2 separate regions of the Homo sapiens genome follow, and region 2 is linked to region 1. The links are chromatin loops, found by intact Hi-C in ENCODE. Cell type or tissue: mammary epithelial cell. All regions are shown on one strand. Each heading gives the region's core, and the rest is flanking DNA. Links, peaks and the distances in the headings are about the cores only.

Region 1 (9,412 bases), core at 872-8,871:
CTACCATCCCAGGAGGCAGGCACAGCCAGGGAGAGGGGAGGAGTGGGCAGTGAAGATGAAGCCCCATGCTCAGTCCCCTCCCATCCCCCACGCAGCTCCACCCCAGTCCCAAGCCACCAGCTGTCTGCTCCTGGTGGGAGGTGGCCTCCTCAGCCCCTCCTCTCTGACCTTTAACCTCACTCTCACCTTGCACCGTGCACCAACCCTTCACCCCTCCTGGAAAGCAGGCCTGATGGCTTCCCACTGGCCTCCACCACCTGACCAGAGTGTTCTCTTCAGAGGACTGGCTCCTTTCCCAGTGTCCTTAAAATAAAGAAATGAAAATGCTTGTTGGCACATTCATGTGGGTTGACCATGGCTTCTTTAATTCATTTGGAGACATTTTGGAGTCTGTGGAATCGGGCGGGGGTGCTGCTGAGAGGAGTGGGATGGGAAAGCATGGACTCCCTTTGGGCAGGGGGTCCTGACCTCACACCTCCTCCCAGAGGGTCTCTTGCAAATCCCACGAGGGTGTTGGAGAAAGCAGGCTGGGGCTCTAGCCTTTTGGGCAGGAGTCTCGGACACAGGAAGGGTGGTAATGGGGGACACCAGGAAACAGCCCCATGCCTCCGAGATGGGAGAGGGGCTGGGGCAGAGCCTGTGAGGGCCACAGCAGGGTCAGAGCTGCCTCCTCAGACCTGGCGTCCCAGTGGGAGGAGGTGGCTTGGGGAGGGGGGTCAGGAGAAGCTGATCCGAAGCACCGTCTGGGTGTGTGTTCCATTGTGGGTCTCCCCGGCATTAGGGGTTAGGGCTTGCGTGGGAAAAGTGGCTCAGTGTTCATGTGTGGGGTTCTGCCAGCCACTGGGCCACTGCCCAACAGCCCAGCTCCGCGTCCACGTGATGCCAACACATCCTGCTTGGCTCAGCAAGAATCCAGTTCCTCAGGCCCCAGTGTAGTCCTCGGAGCTGGCAGCACCAGCAGCAACTGGGAGCTTGTTGGAAACGCGGCATCCCGCGCACCGCCCCCCTGCCCCGTGACACACACACATACCTACCTGAGAGATCAGAGCCTTCGTTTTCACAACACCCCAGGTGAGACACACACATTAAAGCTGAGAAGCCGGCTGGGCATGGTGGCTCACGCCTGTAATCCCAGCACTTTGGGAGGCCGAGACAGGCAGATCATCTGAGGTCTGGAGTTTGTGACCAGTCTGGCTAACATGACAAAACCCCGTCTCTACTAAAAATAATAATAATTTAAAAAAAGTAGCCGGGTGTGGTGGCGGGCACCTGTAATCCCAGCTACTCGGGAGGCTGAGGGGGGAGAATCGCTTGAACCCAGGAGGCAGATGTTGCATTGAGCCAATAATGCGCCATTGCACTCCAGCCTGGGTGACAAGAGTGAAATTCCGTCTCAAAATTAAAAACAAAACAAAACAACAACAACAACAAAAACACAAACCTGAGAAGCCCCGGTCCGGGAGCGGACTCCTGGCTGTGTTGCTGAGATGCACGGCTGTCGCGCAGGGCACAGAGCTTTTCTGGAGCCTGAGGTTGACACTACACCTTCTCCTGCCACCTGAGACTCTGCTGCTAGAAGAGGGAGGGGAGAGAGAGGGGCGAAGTCGGCTAGGGCGGCCAGGAGGCAGACACCAAACCCGAGCTGGGAGCCGTGTGTTGCTAGGACCCCAGCGTCCCCTGCTGAGCTCCTTCCTTGGTTCTGACCAGGAGAAGGAAATGGGGCTCAGTCTCTTAAGAAGCCTTCCTTGGCCAGCTCCAAACCCGGGAGGGTCCCCAATCCCTCAGACGAGGATGCTGTGGCCCACACTTGCCTCGACATGTTGCCTTCCCAGGGACCACATCCGTATGAGACAAACTCACATGGGACAGGTGGCCCCAGAGCAAAACGCTAAGACAGTGTCTAAGAAGAAGCTCAAGGCCTTCCCAGAAGCGCTGGCCTCATGTGAGAATCCCACCCACGCCAGACCCCGTTTCAGATCCTTTGTGAGGGAGGCAGGCCTGTGCCCCCTGCCCTACCACAGGTCTTTGGACAAGCAACGAAGCTCCATCTTCTGCTGTCACACCTGGCAGCCATTTCAGAGGAGCCATGGCCTGCCTGGGTTGTCCCTCTGTGGGGGATCTGTCCAGGCTGCGACACCCACCAGCTCCCCACTCTGTATAACTGAGGGCCACATTCCCTACAAAACAGCCCCCAACCCCCCTCCCCCGCCACACACACATACAGTGTGATTAAAGTAAAATGCAATTCATGTAAATATCTCCATCAAGGAATCATACAGGGAAGACCCAAGTGGCCGTTGGGAACAGACTGGGTGTTAGTTTTTTAAATACAGAGGCATAAATAACTGTACACAAGGCAGTTAAATACACAGTGGTGTGACAGCACCTCCTGGTGGTCACTTGAAGTGGTGCACTCAGCAGCGGGTTCCATCTTTCACCCACTTGCCAGGCCTGGCGTTGAAGATTTCGTCTCCAAGGGACCAGGAAGGCCCCAGCTTGAGAGAGGAGGCTCTGATCAATCCAGGGTGCTACTTGGTAGGAGGTCAAGTAAAGGGCTTGATGGGGAATGAAGTGAAAAAATAAGATGTGAGGCTGGGGGATATCACTTTCCTCCATCTCCCCAGGCCCTGTGACCTCGGATAATGCAGAGCTGGCTCCGTGGTTAAGTTCTGTGCCGGCAGCTTTAACCCCTCCTACGGGCCGTCAGAGCGCTGACATCTCCAGGCTCCTGGGCTGCACTGCCGCCTTGTCTGCTTGTAGGGAAATACAGCACCAAAGATATCTTCGTGATAGCACTTCTGGCTCTTTTAGGTGGAAACAGAGACCAAAGTGTCAAGTCCAGGCTGGGATGAGCCCCCGGGGTTGCCCAGCTTCCCTATCACATGGACCTCCATGAGCCATCTGTCTTCCCAACTGTCATACTAAGATTGTGCTTGAATCTGGTTTAGACTCTAACGGCCCTCAGCACCTGCTCTGGTGCGGGCCCTCTAACCATCTCCAAAGCTTTACTTAGCATACCCATTTCCTGCCCAGCACTCATCCCCCACCCAAGATACTCCAGGAGGTGTGAGCTCTGAGATAAATATGTTTGGGAAATGCCACATCCTTTCTTTCCTTCCAGCCTTGAAGGGTCCTGATGAGCAGCAGCATGCTGAAGGCTTCCAGAAGTCTTGTAGTAAAGCAACGTGTTTGCCTTGCCTTAACTAAGCATGTCCCAGGCTATTCGACCTTGGAACCTTTTTGATGCCAACTGTCTACCGACCCATTCAACGCATTTGGGGAAATGCCTGTTATCTCCTCACTGTTCTTCAAACACACCAGCTTAACTCCCACCCCCGGGGCCTTTGTACCTGCTGCCCCTCCAGAACAGCCCAGAGTGTTTCCTTCAGTATCCACAGGGCTCCTCCTCACCATCTCAGGTTTATTCTCAGATGCCGCCTTCCAGCTCCGCCTTCCCTGGCCACCCTATTTAAAATTACACTCCCCAGCGTTCTCTGGGCTGTTTCCTGCTGTTTTTCTCTGAAGCACTACAGCTCTTCCTTGTTTGGGTTTGTCAGCCCCAGTAGAATGTAAAGAATTTTTGCCTGATTCATTTACTGCTCTATCCCTAGCACATAGTAGGTGCTCAAAAAATGTTTGGTTGAACGTACGAATGTGTCTTAGGGAGAGTATGGAAGTGACAATCACAGGCTTTGGTACCACAGAGAGGCAGACTGAGCTCTAGGCTTTCATATTCACTGCTGTGGTCCCCGTAGGCCCCCTTCCCTCTGCAAAATGGGGTGCCTCCCTCACAAAATCCTCGGCAGCACTGAACAAAATGTCACAGCAGAATCTTTGGCAAGTAGTATGCCCAGTGTAAGCCCTTGATAAATATCACTATTATCTTCATCAATAAAATGCAAGCCCTTCCTGCTGGGGGGATGAGGGTGAGCAGACGCCAGCCTGGGTGTAAATAAGAAGTGTGAGGTTCACACGAGGCTGACAAGGGGCAGCCTTGCTCTCCCCTGTGTTCACAGCCTTGCTTTGGCCACACAGATACTTTCTGAAAGGGGGGTTTGGGGAGAGGCCAGGGAGACTCTCCTGCCCCCATTCTACAGATGGAAAAATGGAACACATTCCCCCGACTTCTCAAAGCTGCCAACTGGTCCAGGATGTGCAGTAGGGCCTTCTGACAGCCCACCCAGCTCAGATCTCAGCCACTGCTAAGATTCTCTTGGGGCCCAGAACTTTTCTGGGCCTGACTCCCCTGGGTCTACCTGCCACCCCTGGTCCTGGCTCCAACGGCCTGTGCCCTTGGCCGGCACCTTCAGCCCACACACCCACTACTATACCTTGAGCTGAAAGAAATAGTCCTCGACCTGCTCCTCATTCAATTTCAGCTTGGCAGCCACCAGCTGCTTCAGGGTGTGGGCCACATCCCAGGCCATGCGCATATCCCAGCAAACATAGAGGTGGCCTGGCTCCTCGTGGAGTACACGGAGCACCTTGCTGGCCAGCTGCTGCTGCAGGATGTCCTGAACATCGACCTGAAACCAGAGGAAGTGGTGGGTTCAGTCCCCAGCTGCTGGGGACAAGGCTTGCAGGCAGGCCTGCTGTCCTCAGGGAAGTGGGGAGAGGGCACTAAGGGGTGAGGAGTGAGTCCCCTCCCAGCCAGGACCTTGCATGGGGCCAGGCTTAGGATGAGGCGCACAGATGCCCCTGGGGCTGGGCTGGGATTAGAGAGATAAATGCTGGACACAGTCCTGCCCTCGAGGGGCTGACCATCCAGTGGGGATCCCAGACTGTCTCTGAATTTGCCATGCCTCAAAGAAGCATCAGTGAAGCCAGTCCCCCTGCCCAGGGCTCTGTCTATACTCTGGAAAAGGTAGCCTCTCAATGCAGACTGTCCATCAGGTCCCTGCAGGGTACGGATCCCGGGCTTCGCAGTTAGAAGGTCCAGGAGTCAGTCGGGGACTCTCTGCTCCTGCTCCACACAGGATGCCCAGTGGCCCCAGCACTGGGCACAGAGCACTGGACCCGAGAGGTGCCCTGATGGGACAAATGTGTGAGGACCGAGAGTCTGTTCTGACACCTCCGGCTCAGGAGACAACGCGGCCCTGGGGGCAGCAGAGCCTGTCTGAGGGCCGTGGTGGAAGCGTTGGCCGCCCTCCAGTCTTGCTGGGCTTGACACAGCCAGCCTGGATCACCTCTCCCTGGGCAGTCGCATGTCCCAGGGGTCCTGCTGGGGACCTTCAGCAGGCTAAGCTCTGGGCTTAACCCGCGTGTGACCTAGGTTAGTCCTGAACCTCTCCGGGCCTGTCGCTTATGCTGTATGAGAGGGTGTAACGCTCTTCATAGCATCACTCTGATGGTTGTGAACTACCTGCATTTTAGAGCTCAAGAGCTGAAGTCTCAGGGAGGCGAGGGGCCCGTGGGGACCCAGGGCTCATACTGAAGCCTGTGTGTGTAATGGCTTCACCAGCTTTTAGGCTGCATTTACCTTAGCTTGCCAGGCAGGAGGGAATAGGCGTGTGCACCGCATGCAGCACCCGCTTCCGGGTCATCTCTAGCATCTCCTCCCGGTAGGTGGCGGTCCTCATCTGGGCGGCGGCACCAGAAGACCAGGGTCCTGCGGCCTTCCAGCACTACTGCCGGGAGTCCCGGGCTGTTGTTATCATGTTGGCCACCAGAGGGCGCAACGGCTCCAAGCCCAACTGGAATTCTCACTTAACTCCCACAAGTATCCTAGCTAGTTAATAGCATTATCCCCACTTTACAGATGAGGAAACTGAGGCCCAGGGCATTCAGATCACTCATCCATAGTCACACAACTGAAAATGCAGATGCGGGATTCCCTCAGCCCATCGGAGCTCAAAAGCAAGGACTTTCCCATTATCCCCACTACCAGGAGAGGGAGCCCCGGCTCCGGTGCCGGAGACGTGAAGGCGGCCATTCTAACCCACAAAGGCCCGCACAGGGAGGCAAACTTGGGAGATCTTCCCTCCAGAGAGGTCCAGGAACCGTTCGTGGGGCTGCGGTTCTGATTCTAGGCAGGCGCTGCCCCTGGTGCCCCTGCCACCTGGGAAGCCTCCAGCCTTACCCTTCCGCTGGGAGTCATGGAGCCGCTGCTGCCAGAAACTGTGGAAGGGAGCGATACCTGTGCCAGGCCTGACAAGGATGCGAGGATGGGAGGGATCCTCGGGGAGGTGGAAGCCGCTGACACGGAAGAGGACAGGAGAAGAGGGGGCCAGTCCTCAGACACCCCAGGCCCACGCACACACAGGATGGCTGGGGAGCTGGGCCTGTGGGGGGTGGTCGTGAGGAGATGGAGAGGACAAGAAGCTCCTATTTGATTTCCCATGTCCTGCAGGCTGCTTCACTTCTGTCCAGGCACCAGCACCTCCCCCAGGTCCTTCTGAAAAAGGGCCATGCTCACTGGACTCTGGGCCCCTCCAGCACTGTTGTCATCGTTGTCCCTGCTAGAGACAGGCACACCAGTGTGACCCCAGTGTCTTCTTTATGGGCCACGGGGCCCCCGAGTGGCACCTAAACCCCAGATCCCTCCCTTTCCTCCCGGAACCCCCAGGGGTCGGCGGTCCCACAGGGGACAGAGTGGAAGGGGTGCTTACTTCCGCACAAAGCAGGGCACTGGGTTTTGAGGCTTCAGTTGTTGAGCCATGTGCTGCAGACGCCGTGGTGCAGGGGACCCTGGCCATCTGCTACGATACCACAAAGTGACCAATGTCCCCTACTGCCCATGTGCAAACTGTACCAGCTGCTCCGCCCACACCACGGCCTCCTTGGACGCCCCCACTCAGGCACTCTCAGGACTCAATGAGCAGCTGTTTGTTCTGGTTCTGAGATCCACCCTCTGTAAGCGCGGAGCTGAGGAACGTTGAAAGGGACTTAGAGAGGTTGCAGGTTGTCCCGTCTGCCCAAGCAGAAACTGAGTTCCGGAGTGGAAAAGTGACTTGGAGAAGGTCACTCAGGTCGCGGTGGAATCAGGTGGACAGCTCAGCTTCCCTGACTCCTACTCCAGTGCTCCTTCCAAAGACTTTCTCCGGGAACACTCCCAGCTCACCACTGAGCTCCACTGACAGCAGCATGAAGTGGCCCCTCAGGGTGGCTACTGCTGTGCGTGCTCATGAGCGTGGCCCTTGCTGGTAGCAACCCTGGGTGGTGGATGAGTTCCGCGCATTTCAGCCTGCTCTGGCACCTTGCTTTCCTCCTCAGTGGGCCCTCCCGGGCTTGTAGAAACCCAGGAGGTTTCTCTGGGTTCTGTTCCCCTTACAATGGCCCAGCACTTGAAGGAGGCCTCCAACCAACTGCAGAGGTCCCCCTGGTTTTCCTCGGGATTAAATTTTGCTCTCACAAGACATGTAGGCCTCTCCTCTCCTGGTCTGGGTGGCTGTTCTCTAGCAGGGCAAACAGAGTCTCTGGCCAGTTTTTAGAAACTGTGTTTGTGCTTCCTAGAGGACAGAGGACTCAGAAGTGTGGGCAGCTCCCAGCTTTGCCCACCCAGGCAACGCTCAGTTACAGAGGGCAGGGCAGGGGGCAGCGGCCAGTGGTGGAGCCGAGACCACCTGGACGAGATGTTGGCCTCCCGCTCTATGGCAGCATCACCCCGCCCCCTGCCACCCCGGCCCACTTTGCTTCCCTCAGTGACCCTGACCTTTCCTTCTTGGCTTCAGCACAATGAGAATAATCTAATTATTTCTATGCCTATCTCTCCACTGCCGCCTCTAGATGCTCCCTGAGGGCAGGGCTGATGTCTGCTGTATTTCCACACCCACCCCAGTGCCAGGCATGAGGAGGTGTGAGATAAACCATCACTGAATGAGCTGAGTAAGTGAATGAACAATCAATGCAGAATCTCCCTTGTGTTCAGGCTGCACGACCAGGAAGACTAAGAACCACTGGCCTCCCACCAAGCATTGGGTGCTCTCCACGTCTGATCTCATTAAATTGTCCCAAGAGTAGTGGAACAGTGGGGTGGTGGAGGACTTGGACTTAGCAGTTAGACTAATCAGGTCTGAATCTCTGCTCTCCACTTACTAACAGTGTGACTTTCTGTGCCACCTGTAAAATGCACACAGGGCCTACCCCACAATGTAACTGATCATATACATACAGAAGGCTTGGTTTAGTGCCTGGTTCCTACAGATCTCTCCCACACGCCTCCTATTACGGTTAACAACTCTGGGTGGTGGGTGTTCCCTCCCTCCTTGAACTGATGAGGGAGCTGAGGCTGAGTTGATGAACAGATGCCCAATAAGGGGCAGACTGCGGCTGTTCCAGATCCTCCTCCCTGGGCTCACCTCGGGTGTGGTACATGAGCACGGTCACAGTCAGGTGGATCTCCATGGGCATGTGATCCCAGGAGGAGCTGATGGAGTAGAACCTGGGATTCAGAATGGGGAGCTGGGAGAGCAGGAAGCTAGCAGACACCCACAGGGACAGAAACTCCTCCAGCACCTCCAGGAACGTGAGGCTGTTGGTGAACTTCCACTTGCTGTACTCTGAGAGTAAGTGGAGGGTGATGTGAGCGACTCAGGGCACCTGCCCCACTTTGGGGGAAAAGGCTTTCACAACCTAGTAGTCATTCATTCATTCACTCACTCACTCAACAAACAAGTCCATGTGCCAGGCACTGTCCAGGGTGCTGAGACTACCGAGCTTGAGAAGAAATAGTTCCTGTCCTGGAGGAACTCAGTCCAGTACATTTATCTAACTTATGTGACCTCCTCCACTGTCGGCAACTCGTGGGCAGGGGTCAAATTTTTGTTGCAATTTAATTTGGGGCAAGGCTTTGGAACCAATCAGACCTGGGTTTAAATCTTGGCTGGGTGTCCTCACTAGCTGTGGAATCTCATCCCAATTACTTAACCTTTGTGAAACAAGGATAGTATTGCCTGCCTTGTGGGGATGTTATGGGAATTAAATGAGAAAGCATGTGCCAAGTTAGTACATTGCAGCCACAAAATAATGGTGGTGGAGGTAGTTGGAATCGAGATAATTAGCTATAATGATGACAATAATAATGACAACCAGTGCCTTTTGCAGACTTGGAACCAGACAGTTGCAGGTGAGCTAATGCATTCTCTCATTAACTTATTAATTCAGCTCTCCATCTGTCACTCTGCCCATTATGCCCATTTATCCATTCATCCACACCATCCATCCCCCAATACATCTTAAGTGACAAGTTTATTCCAGTTTTGGGGAAAGCAAAGACGGATAAGGGCGGCTCCCCTTTCTAGCTAATGTTCAAGGCAGTGCACTCTGGTTGCATCCTGCAGACACTTGGAAAAATTCAGTTCACTCAACACAACTGTGTCCTAGACATGGGCCAGCGGACGATGCCTGGCTTCCCACCAGCCTTTGACAAGTCTCACTTTGGGAACCTGGTGTGGATCCCTCTTGAAAGTTAAAA
Region 2 (9,412 bases), core at 372-8,371, 160 kb before region 1:
CCTCACTGCCTCCTCATTCAGGTGTGTGGCTGTGAAATGAGACCAGATCTGCCCAGGAGGAGGTCATGAAGAATCCACAGTAGGGAAGATGGGGGCCCAGGGGTTGGGAGGTGGCTGGGAGGTCCGCAGGGAGAAAAGGAGGGGCAGCTGCGTTCTCAAAAATGACAGTGTTTCCTTGCTTCACCAATCTGGGCAGAAAGGGCTGACCCAGAAGCTTGTTGCATACAATTGGTTCAAAGAGGCCAACAGGCCAAGATCTGGAAGCATTGTGTGTGTGCATGTGTGTATACCTGTGTGTGTGCTCAGACCCTTCACTGGAAGATGGTAAGGTGTCGGGCAAGTGTGTGGACTCTGGGATGGATTGCCCAGGTCCATTCCTCTCTACCTGTTATCAGCATCCTGGTGGGACCTTACAGAAATAACTTCTAAGTCTCCGTTTCTGCATTTGTACAAGGGGGCTGTTGAGAGGATCAAATGGGATTATCCTTAAAAAGTTAAGCATATAGTAAATGTTATGTAAATGCTAGCTATTATATGAGGTGGTTTTGTTGATACTTACTGTAAAAGACCACAGCAGACTATCTCATTTATCATGGAAAATAAGGTTTTGTTGTAAAATTATGAGAAAGTTATTTTTACATAAAACCATTTTATCTTCCCCATTGTTAAAGAATGAAGATGAACGGAACCTTAGAGTTCATCCTGTGGTTTTCAAAAACCTTCGCCAGAGCAATCCCCCTTTTTTTCCCGAGTGAAATCTTACATGGAAAGCCAATGTATAAATAAGGTGAAATGGAAGCTGTACTGGTAGGAGGATCAGGGGTGGGGGTTACAGAATGTAGGCAGCAAAGACCTGGGGGGTCTTCCTGCTGGCTTCCTGAGCCTCATTCTTGTGGTCCAGGGAGCAGTTTGCAACTCTAATACATAATTGAGTTGTACAAATAGGTACTGCCTTTTTGGACGGTAATTGATAGTATTACCCTTAGGCAGCTGACCCCTGTAAATTACCATCATTATTGAAATTGAAAATGTATGTTCCTTAGGATTCAGCAATCTCACTTGTGGGACTCTGACACCTATAGAAACGATAGGCTGTACACATACAAGCATAAGTACAAGGTTGTTCATTGTGTAAAGGGTTAGAGACACCTAAATGTCCAGTAACAGGGGAAAGGCTGAGTCAATTTTGAACTTGCTTAGGTAACCATAAAAGGGACAAAGTAGATCTATGGACTGTCTTGGACAGATTTTCGTGATATATTCAAGATGCAGAACAATATATATAGTATGATCCTTCTTTTAAAAAACCATATGTATATGTATCTATAACTGTGTGTGTATCTATACACACACATACACACATATACACACAGATACACAAAGCACTCTAATTTTTATGTTTATTTTTTTAGAGGTGGAGTCTCATTCTGTCGCCCAGGCTGGAGCAAGTATAGTGGCATGATACTAGCTCACGGTAGCCTCAAACTCCTGGGCTCAAGTGATCCTCTGGCCTTGGTCTCCTGAGTAGGTGGGACTATAGGCTCATGCCACCAATCCTGGCTAATTTTTTGTTAGTGGTGTGTGTGTGTGTGTGTGTGTGTGTGTGTGTGTGTGTGTGTGTGTGTTGGGGGTGGGGTAGGGGCGGGGGTGGAATGTCTCGCTTTCTTGCCCAGGCTGGTCTTGAACTCCTGACCTCAAGTGATCCTTGTGTCTTGGCCTCCCAAAGTGCTGGGATTACAGGCACGAGCCACTGTGCCTGGCCACAAAACACTCTAATGCTCATTACTTTAGGAACCAGCTGGGAAGGCTACAGACCAAACTCCTAATAGTACTTACTTGGGGGGATAGAGGGGAAACTGGTGTTTTTTACTTTATAGTTTTCCCCTGTCCACAAAGGGTGGTACTTTGTGTAATTTATTTCCTAGTTGGTGTTTTCTTTCAAATTAAAAAGGAAGGGAAATAAAAGTATGCTGGTCATCATAGAGGTGAGAAAATGACTCACAAGGGGGCGGTGGATTTGCCCAGGGTCGCCCAGGTCTGTGTGGGGAAGTGGCCGGCTGTTTAGTGTGTGCAGCAGGAGAGCTCAGGGGCTCCGACTGAAGTTAGTCTGCTGGGAGGCCCCTTGCTCCTGCCTTGTTTTTGCCCTCACAGGCTGGCTCCAGGGCTACACTCCTGCTATACTCTGCTCACCATCTGTTAAGGGAGCAGTTGGTAGGCTGTGAGCAGCGCCTGCCTCCCTCCCATGTCTAATTTAACCAGTCACCCTTCTCTCCGTCGGCCTCCACCAAGGCTGTGGGATCATTCTTTAATTACTTACAGGGGTCAGTCACCTGATGGGACGCCTTTGCTGGAGACAGACGGTACTGACAAGCAGATTAGTTGCACGTTGGGAGGTGGGAGGAGGGAGGAGACGAGGAGAGTGTGTGTAGCAGATACGAGTGGGTGGCTTCAAAATAGAAATTCATGAAGGCTCTAGGAAAGTAATTTTAAACACTGTTCATTTAGAGGCTGTGGTTCAGGGGTGAGCAAAGCTGGAGGCAGCCCACCCAGCACATGTTGACCTTGCTTTCCCGTCAGACTTGGGAGGGAGGAAGGCAGGAGTCTCCTCAACTCACCTTTGCAGAGCTCTGAAACTGGGTCTGTTCAAAGTTACACCTGCTCGTTTCTTGTGCCCGTGAATTCCTTTCTAGGAATGATCAGGCATCCATAGGCAAGATCTTCCTCGAGAGTCAATAGACCTGAGCCCAAATGTCAGCTCTGTGTCTGAGCTGCCATGTGACCTTGGACAAGCTGCTTCCCTTCCCTTGCTTGGGCTGAGTTTCTAACATTCCCAACTCAGGGGATCAAAAGAGGTGAGTCCTGTGGACTTCCACAGCTCTAGAATGTTCTGTGAGTAATATGCCCCTACTTGCTGTTTGCAGGGAGGCAGCCATGAGTTAGATAAAGCCCCGGAATTCGAGGCATCCATCCCTTCATGCTGGCCACCAAGCAGACCTGTGGATGTTGACTTGTCTCTTGTCTGCCCATAGATGTTGGCTTGGAATAGGGAGGAGGTGGGACTTATTTTGAGCCCGAGTTCCCCATGTACAAAATGGGGCTAACAGGATTTGTCTTGCAGGGTAATGAGGATTTGTGAAAACATGGTTGAATTCCTGGCACATGGTAGGTGCTCATTAAATGGTGTTATACACTTAGTACTTGGCATTCCCAGCCTTACTTTTTGTCTTTGCTGGAAATATATTCCATGCGGGGAGGGAAATGGGAATGATCTTACTTTATAGATGCCACTTCATAGAAAGCATTGGCACTGGGATTGCCAGCCTTTCCCAAAGCAGTGTGTGTTCCTTCATCATTCTGCTGATGATGATCATTTATGGAGCAATTTACTATGTGAGGTACATGATAACCCCAGTCTCCTTTAATCCTCGTGAAACCCTATGAAGCAATAAGGGACTATTATTATCCACACTTTATACATATAAATGAAGAAAGTGAGGCTTTGTGAAGTTGAATGATGTTCCCAAGGTCACCCAGTTAGTAAATGCTGAAGCTGGAGTCCTCAGTCTTAGTTATTAATGTAAGCTTGCTTTTCAGGACAGAGAGGGCTTTGGAGGACCAGGAAGGGCTCCAATTCTGAGGCAAAGGCTGTGAAACACCGGGGTCAGGCAGGAAATCATGCCCTTGAATTCTTTAACAGGGCAGATTTTTTAAGTCAGAGACATTAACGATCAGCTCCGTATAATGTTTATGGCCTGTGTGACCCTGCCCCGTGGTGCTCGGTAGACCCCACTGCCCATGTGTGCCTGATGATTCCATTTCTGTCTTGCTTATTGCAAGTGACCTTGAATTACCTAAAACCCAGGGAAATGTGTTCTTAATCTGCCCTTTTAACAATGCTGATTTTACCCTTCCAACTCAGATTTAAATAACCTTTCCTTCTGTGTTGTCGTGAGTGTAAAGAAGCAGCATCATGAAAAAGCCCAGCCCTAAACTCTCTGTAATTATGGGGTATGGTGGAGAGGGAGGGGCACTGAAAAGGAAATAATGGGGTCGTGAGACCATTGGAAATTGCACTGGTTATATTCAGTAGCAGAGCTGGAGATTTTTGCCTGCTGCTGGGAAAAATTTAAAAAGCAAAACAACCTCTGCCTCAGCCTTGGAGGTTTAGCTGTTGAATTTACTCCCTTTAATTTGAGGCACCTGAGGCTCCCATTTTGTGGTGTGATTGGCTGGACTTTCCACCACTTCTTCCTCTCTCTGGCCAGAGAGAAACTTGGGGACGCTGAGGTGGTTTGTAGCAGCTGTCATCAATGTCCGCCTTTCATGTCCACAGTGGTTTGGAGCAGAGGCCCAGAAATGCTTGGGGAGTCTCTGTGAATTCAGAAGAAGTCTCCTTCTCCCACTCCGCTGTCTGACAGCAGGTTAAAAAAAAAAATTACAAAGAGCTTCCAGGAACAAAAAGTGGAGATGATTTTTTTTATGGCCCTTAAAGACTTGAAATTTGCAGGAGAAATGCCGTGTGGTTGCGTAATTCTATATGTGGAGTATCTGGAATTATTCCTGGAGAGGCGGGCAAGCACCCAGATTAGAGATGTGTAAAGTGCAGTTTTGTCTTGCAGTCCAAGCAGGTGAGCATTCAGGCCTGTGGGAAGGAAGGAAGGGAACAGCAGGTGGCAGTAACTGGGAAGCTTGCCTCTGAGTGAGATTAACTAGAATGTATTTTTCCGCTGCATTTAAAGAGCCAGTGAAAGGGGCAGATTTACCCAGGGTCACGTGCCTGGTCAGTGCCTTAAATGGACCCAGGGTGTCAGCCCCCTCTGCCTCGACTTCAACAGAGTTAATGTTTCCCCAGAGACTAATAGAGGGACCGATATTAGGGATTCCGGGGACAAGTACGAACAGGTCTTTCGATTTACATTTAAAAGCAGTAGAGAGCAGGAAGGAGATTTCTGGCATTTGTGCAGTTTAAAAACCAACTAGACAAAAAATCTTGATGGAGCTGTTTCCCAATCAGCCTGGCAGTCCTCTCAGCATTGACGTCGTGAGAATGAAAGCTTCTCTGAGAGTGCCATTGGGCGGTGTCCCTTCCAAGTTCTCCAGGAAGCAAATTTTGGACCCTGGCCGCTGACTCAGTGTGGCCTGCTGGGTGGCTCCCTGTGCCTGGGAGGCGGCCCTGTCAGTGTCCCTGGGCTCAGCCCATAAGCAAGTGCCCCAGGTGATCCTGCTCCCATTCAGTGACTGGAGAGGCAGAGGGAAGGGGCTCCCGGGCAGTGCGGGTTCCAGGTGGGCACAGCTGGTAAGCCGGGCGGCTGGGCAGGGCTCTGCTTCAGGTGTGCAGAGTGGGTGTGAGTTCTGCACAGCACAGGAGGTGGTTTCTGCCCTTACCCATTGGGCAGGGAAGGAAGCTTGAGAAATCAGACTTGATTTTAGCAGGACAGGAGCTTGTGGGCTTCTGAAAGAATGCACGCCTCAGTGGTACAGGGTTCTGGGGGTATATGCAGCGGCTGCTCCTCTCCTCCTCCCCTGAGCCCTCTAATACTGATCTCGCACTTTCCTGGCCTTGTCCAACATCTTGGGAGGCAGAAAAGCATAGTTTATATGTGTGCTTGTCTTTATACAAGGCTCTGTGTGTGAGTGTGACTGTGGGTGTTTATTTAACTCAAGAAAAGTCCAAGGGACCCCTCACACAGAGGAGGTGAGGTGCATTGGACAACCTGGGCCAGGACTTGGAGGACATGTCTGCCCCGATGATGACTTAGGCCCAGTCCCTTAGTATCCTTGGGATATAGCCCCCTGATCTGCCCCAAAGGTGGAGTTGGGCGACAGGAGGGAGGCTTGGAGATCATTTCTCGTGTCCCTTCCAGCTCTGAAATCTGTGAGCAATGTTGTCCAGTAAGGCTGTCTCTACCAGGTAACACATGACTGCCAAGTGGGTATTTTAATCACTGTGATTTCAGAATAACAGGGCGAGCTCTCACAGAGCATTCATTGCTTCATCGATCATGCAGTCCCTGTGGAACCTGAGTTGATGGCGGGTCTACAGTCAGTTCAGTTTACTTGTAGCTGTCATTGATCAGGTGCAAACATGCTTTTCAAAGCCTGGAATCATTTTTTTTAAGTTGGATCATATTTGCTTATTATAATTGGTAAAATTTGAGTGTTGCCCCTAGGCTCTCAGAGGGAACAGTTTGGAAAGTGCTTCCTTCCAAGAAGAGACGAGATGGTACTGCGCATAAGCCTCCTTTAGGGTTGGGTCTTTATGCAGGCAGATAGTAAGTGCTTCTGGAACGTTTTGAGTTCTGCCCCCTACTCCATGAGCCGCCGCAAGATCTGGCTTGTTGGGACCTCATGGGCCAGTGGTCAGGCCCAGCATTATGAATCTCTTTTGGCCAAGTTCCTGGGATAGGCCTGTTTCTTCTTTAATAACTGCAGTGTGAAACAAGTCTTATTTTGAGTAAGAGAGTGAGGCCCCGGGTGGCGTTTTTGTGTTTGCCTAAGGGAGATGCCTCATCTCCAGCCACCCAGATGTGACTGGAGAGAGCCATGATGCTGCTTTTGTTTGTCTCTAATTACACTTAATAAGATGGGGGCAAGGGAGGAAGGCATAAGAGTGCCATAGAAACTCCAATTTCCCCTAAAATTAGAAACCCTGAAACTCATGAGTTGAATAGAAAAACCTAGATAATTTGCCGCCCCCTTTCTCTATTTTGTTCACCTTGCTGGCTGATTCTGCCTGATTTTAAGTATTTGAAATATGTCTCAGCCAGATTTTCTGGTCCTCTTTCCTCACCTCTCCCCTCCCTTCCAACAGAAGGGAGGCCCCCATGTGGTCTTCTTGCCTAGCTGGGCCTCCTGTGCCCCAGAGCGAGAATCTGAGAACGCAGGAATTGGGTTGGGACTGTGGGAAATTTGCATGTGCCATGGTAACCAGCAAGGGGATCCTGGGGGATCTCAGGTTAATGATTAAGCCCTGAGCCTTCATTCAAGCCAGGCAGTGGCAGTGGCCCTCAGGATTTGCAGCCACCTGCCAAACGCAGGGCCTCTTACTTCTGTTAGCTTTTCAGGCCGAGTGAAGATGGAAACTGTCTTGGAGGGATACCGAGGGGCTGGCCGTGTGCTAGTGAATTTGCTAGCAGCCACAGCCCTGCCGTGTCCTCCTCTGAGATGAGAGTGTGGGCCAGCAGGTTAGAACTCTGAGGTTCAGCTTTCATCAATTGCACTCAGTTTTAAAAGCTCACATTTGTCTTTCTTTTTGCGTAAGCAGAAAGCATCCGACCCTTCCTGCTCTGGTGTTTTCTAGGGGCAGCAGTAAGTGGGCTTTTCCTCCTTCCCTGTTGGGCAGGAGAATGCGGAGCTGCTCATTAAAGTCAGCAGATGAGCAGATATTTGGTCTTCAGCTCTTTCATTTCCACCTCTTTGCGATATGAGACAGCAGACGTTCCCAAAAAGGGCTTGCGGTTTATGTTATCGGTAACCCATTTCATTCTTCCAGATGGTGAGTGAAGGACCTTAAACTCCATACAGAGAAACAGAGGCTGAAGCTGGGGAAGATTGAATAACCAGTGCCAGGGTGGGCTTCATCCTCTTATCGTGGGACCAGCTGTCCCAGTGACTTTCACTTGTCGGTACTGCAGTCCTTTCTGGAAAATGTCCTGGGACAAGGATGGTGCCCAGATGTGGCTGCATTAATTACTGTAAACCCCATAATGAAGAAGATGTCTCCTTACAGCCCCCTTTCAGTCCTTGAATGGCCTCTAGGAGAAAGTCTGAATGTGACCTCCCTTTCTAAAAAGCAAGGAGTGGGACCAGGAGGAAACAGGCCGCAGGATCCCGGCCTTCTGCAGGCAGTGGGGCCCCAAATATATAATAATGTTGTTTTGTTTCAGTTATGCTTGTTTTTATGGAAATCTTCTGTATGGCACAGATACTAGTGTCTCCTTTATGGCAATGAGATAGTTTCTTTTTTAAAAAGTGAGTAGATTTAAGAGAAAATATTAAATAATAGTACTGGTGGCATATGCCAGACTTGATGAACAGCCCATGTTTGAGAAACCCTGTTTGGCTGCAGCAACACATGTGCAGCAAGGAGGGCCAGCAGTATTGGTGAGGAAGCTCCAGGAGTGACTGAGAAAGAGATCTTACTGGAAAGTCTGGCAGAGTCAGTGCGTGCACAGCAAGACCGTCACGGTGGCAGTTTCTTTCCGGGATGGGCAGGCAGGTTTGTACAGGTTTTGCTGCAAAAATGAGGAGTGTGTGTGCATGTGCATACTGTTTTTTCCTTCAGTAGCAGTAATATTTTACCCTTAAAAATGCCTCTTGAGGCTGGGAGCGGTGGCTTATGCCTGTAATTCCAGCACTTTGGGAGGCTGAGGCAGATGGATCACTTGAGGTCAGGAGTTCGAGACCAGCCTGGCCAACATGGTGAAACCCCGTCTCTACTGAAAATACAAAATTTAGCCGAGTGTGGTGGCGGGCGCCTGTGGTCCCAGCTACTCGGGAGGCTGAGGCAGGAGAATGGCATGAACTCGGGAGGCAGAGGGGCGGAGGGTGCAGTGAGCCGAGATTGCACCACTGCACTCCAGCCTGGGCAATAGAGTGAGACTCAGTCTCAAAAAAAAAAAAAAAAAAAAGGCTCTTGACCAACCAACTCTACTTACACACAACTTGATGTGACAATTCTATTTAGATAATTTCAACCACAGGGAAACAGCTCAGGAGTTTCCAAGTAAAAAGCCCAATGGGGAAAATCTCCTTTTCAAATTCTCCCACTTTCCGGACAGTCCAGTGGTTCTCAAACTTTTGTCATTGTCAGCATTGCTTGGGGAAGCTTATAGAAGATGGAGGACCCACCCTGCTGCACCCAGCTAGGCCTCTGTGCGCTGTTTCTCCCAGGGTGATCCCGATAACACTAGTGTTTGAGATCGTGGCCCAGGTTGTGAGTCCCAGCCCTGGCTGCCATTAGAATTTCCTGGAGACTGTTAAAGCTATTGAGGCCTGGATCCCACCCTAGCAAAGCCCCACTGGAATCTTGGGGTGGGGCCTGGGCATTGGAATTTTTAAAATGCGCCTCAGGTGATGCGGTTGTGTGGGCAGGTGGAGACTCACTGGCTTTGATGGAGACTCTTAGGGAAACTTTAACGAACATGTGGGAATGCTTTGAGGAAGAAGCAAAGGGCGGCATGAGGCACTGAAAGAAATGAGTGCAGCTGCAGAGGAACCCTCAGATCTGAGTTAGGTTTTGAGGACTTCTATGAAAAAATGGAATTAGAAGTCAAGTAAGCCAGGGTGAGTGGGAGAGCAGCACCAGCCTGTTGGTTTTAGAGCAGGGCCAGGAGGGTTAACAGCTTCAGGATATGCCAAGGGCATCAGAAGGGTTCTTGAAGATTTGTTCAGAGCAAGAGGAACAAGGGTG

Evidence for each region. Peaks named below come from ENCODE experiments on the same cell type or tissue, not always from the same donor. Only the 100,000 strongest peaks of a DNase experiment are listed, where the experiment ranks them.
Region 2: a loop joins it to region 1, with 7 times the contacts of the local background. A loop is called at or near these places in 2 of 110 quality-filtered maps.

Annotation. Positions count from the first base shown.
Region 1 is chr17:27,649,219-27,658,630 of GRCh38, forward strand. LGALS9 (galectin 9) reads left to right here. Exons shown (of 11, transcript NM_009587.3): 11 at 1-342. It also overlaps the pseudogene NOS2P1. Among named protein-coding and RNA genes, the nearest start is that of LGALS9, 23 kb to the left of the region's middle. In mammary epithelial cell, for the core only: CTCF peaks have their summits at 2,407 (motif pointing left), 5,676 (motif pointing right) and 5,877 (motif pointing right); no DNase peak of the experiment used is centred there.
Region 2 is chr17:27,489,728-27,499,139 of GRCh38, forward strand. The region is part of intron 1 of KSR1 (kinase suppressor of ras 1); the gene reads left to right. Among named protein-coding and RNA genes, the nearest start is that of KSR1, 38 kb to the left of the region's middle. RefSeq lists enhancers at 6,227-6,296, 7,037-7,086. In mammary epithelial cell, for the core only: a CTCF peak has its summit at 4,657 (motif pointing right); a DNase peak (open chromatin) is centred at 8,174; H3K4me3 peaks cover 649 bases.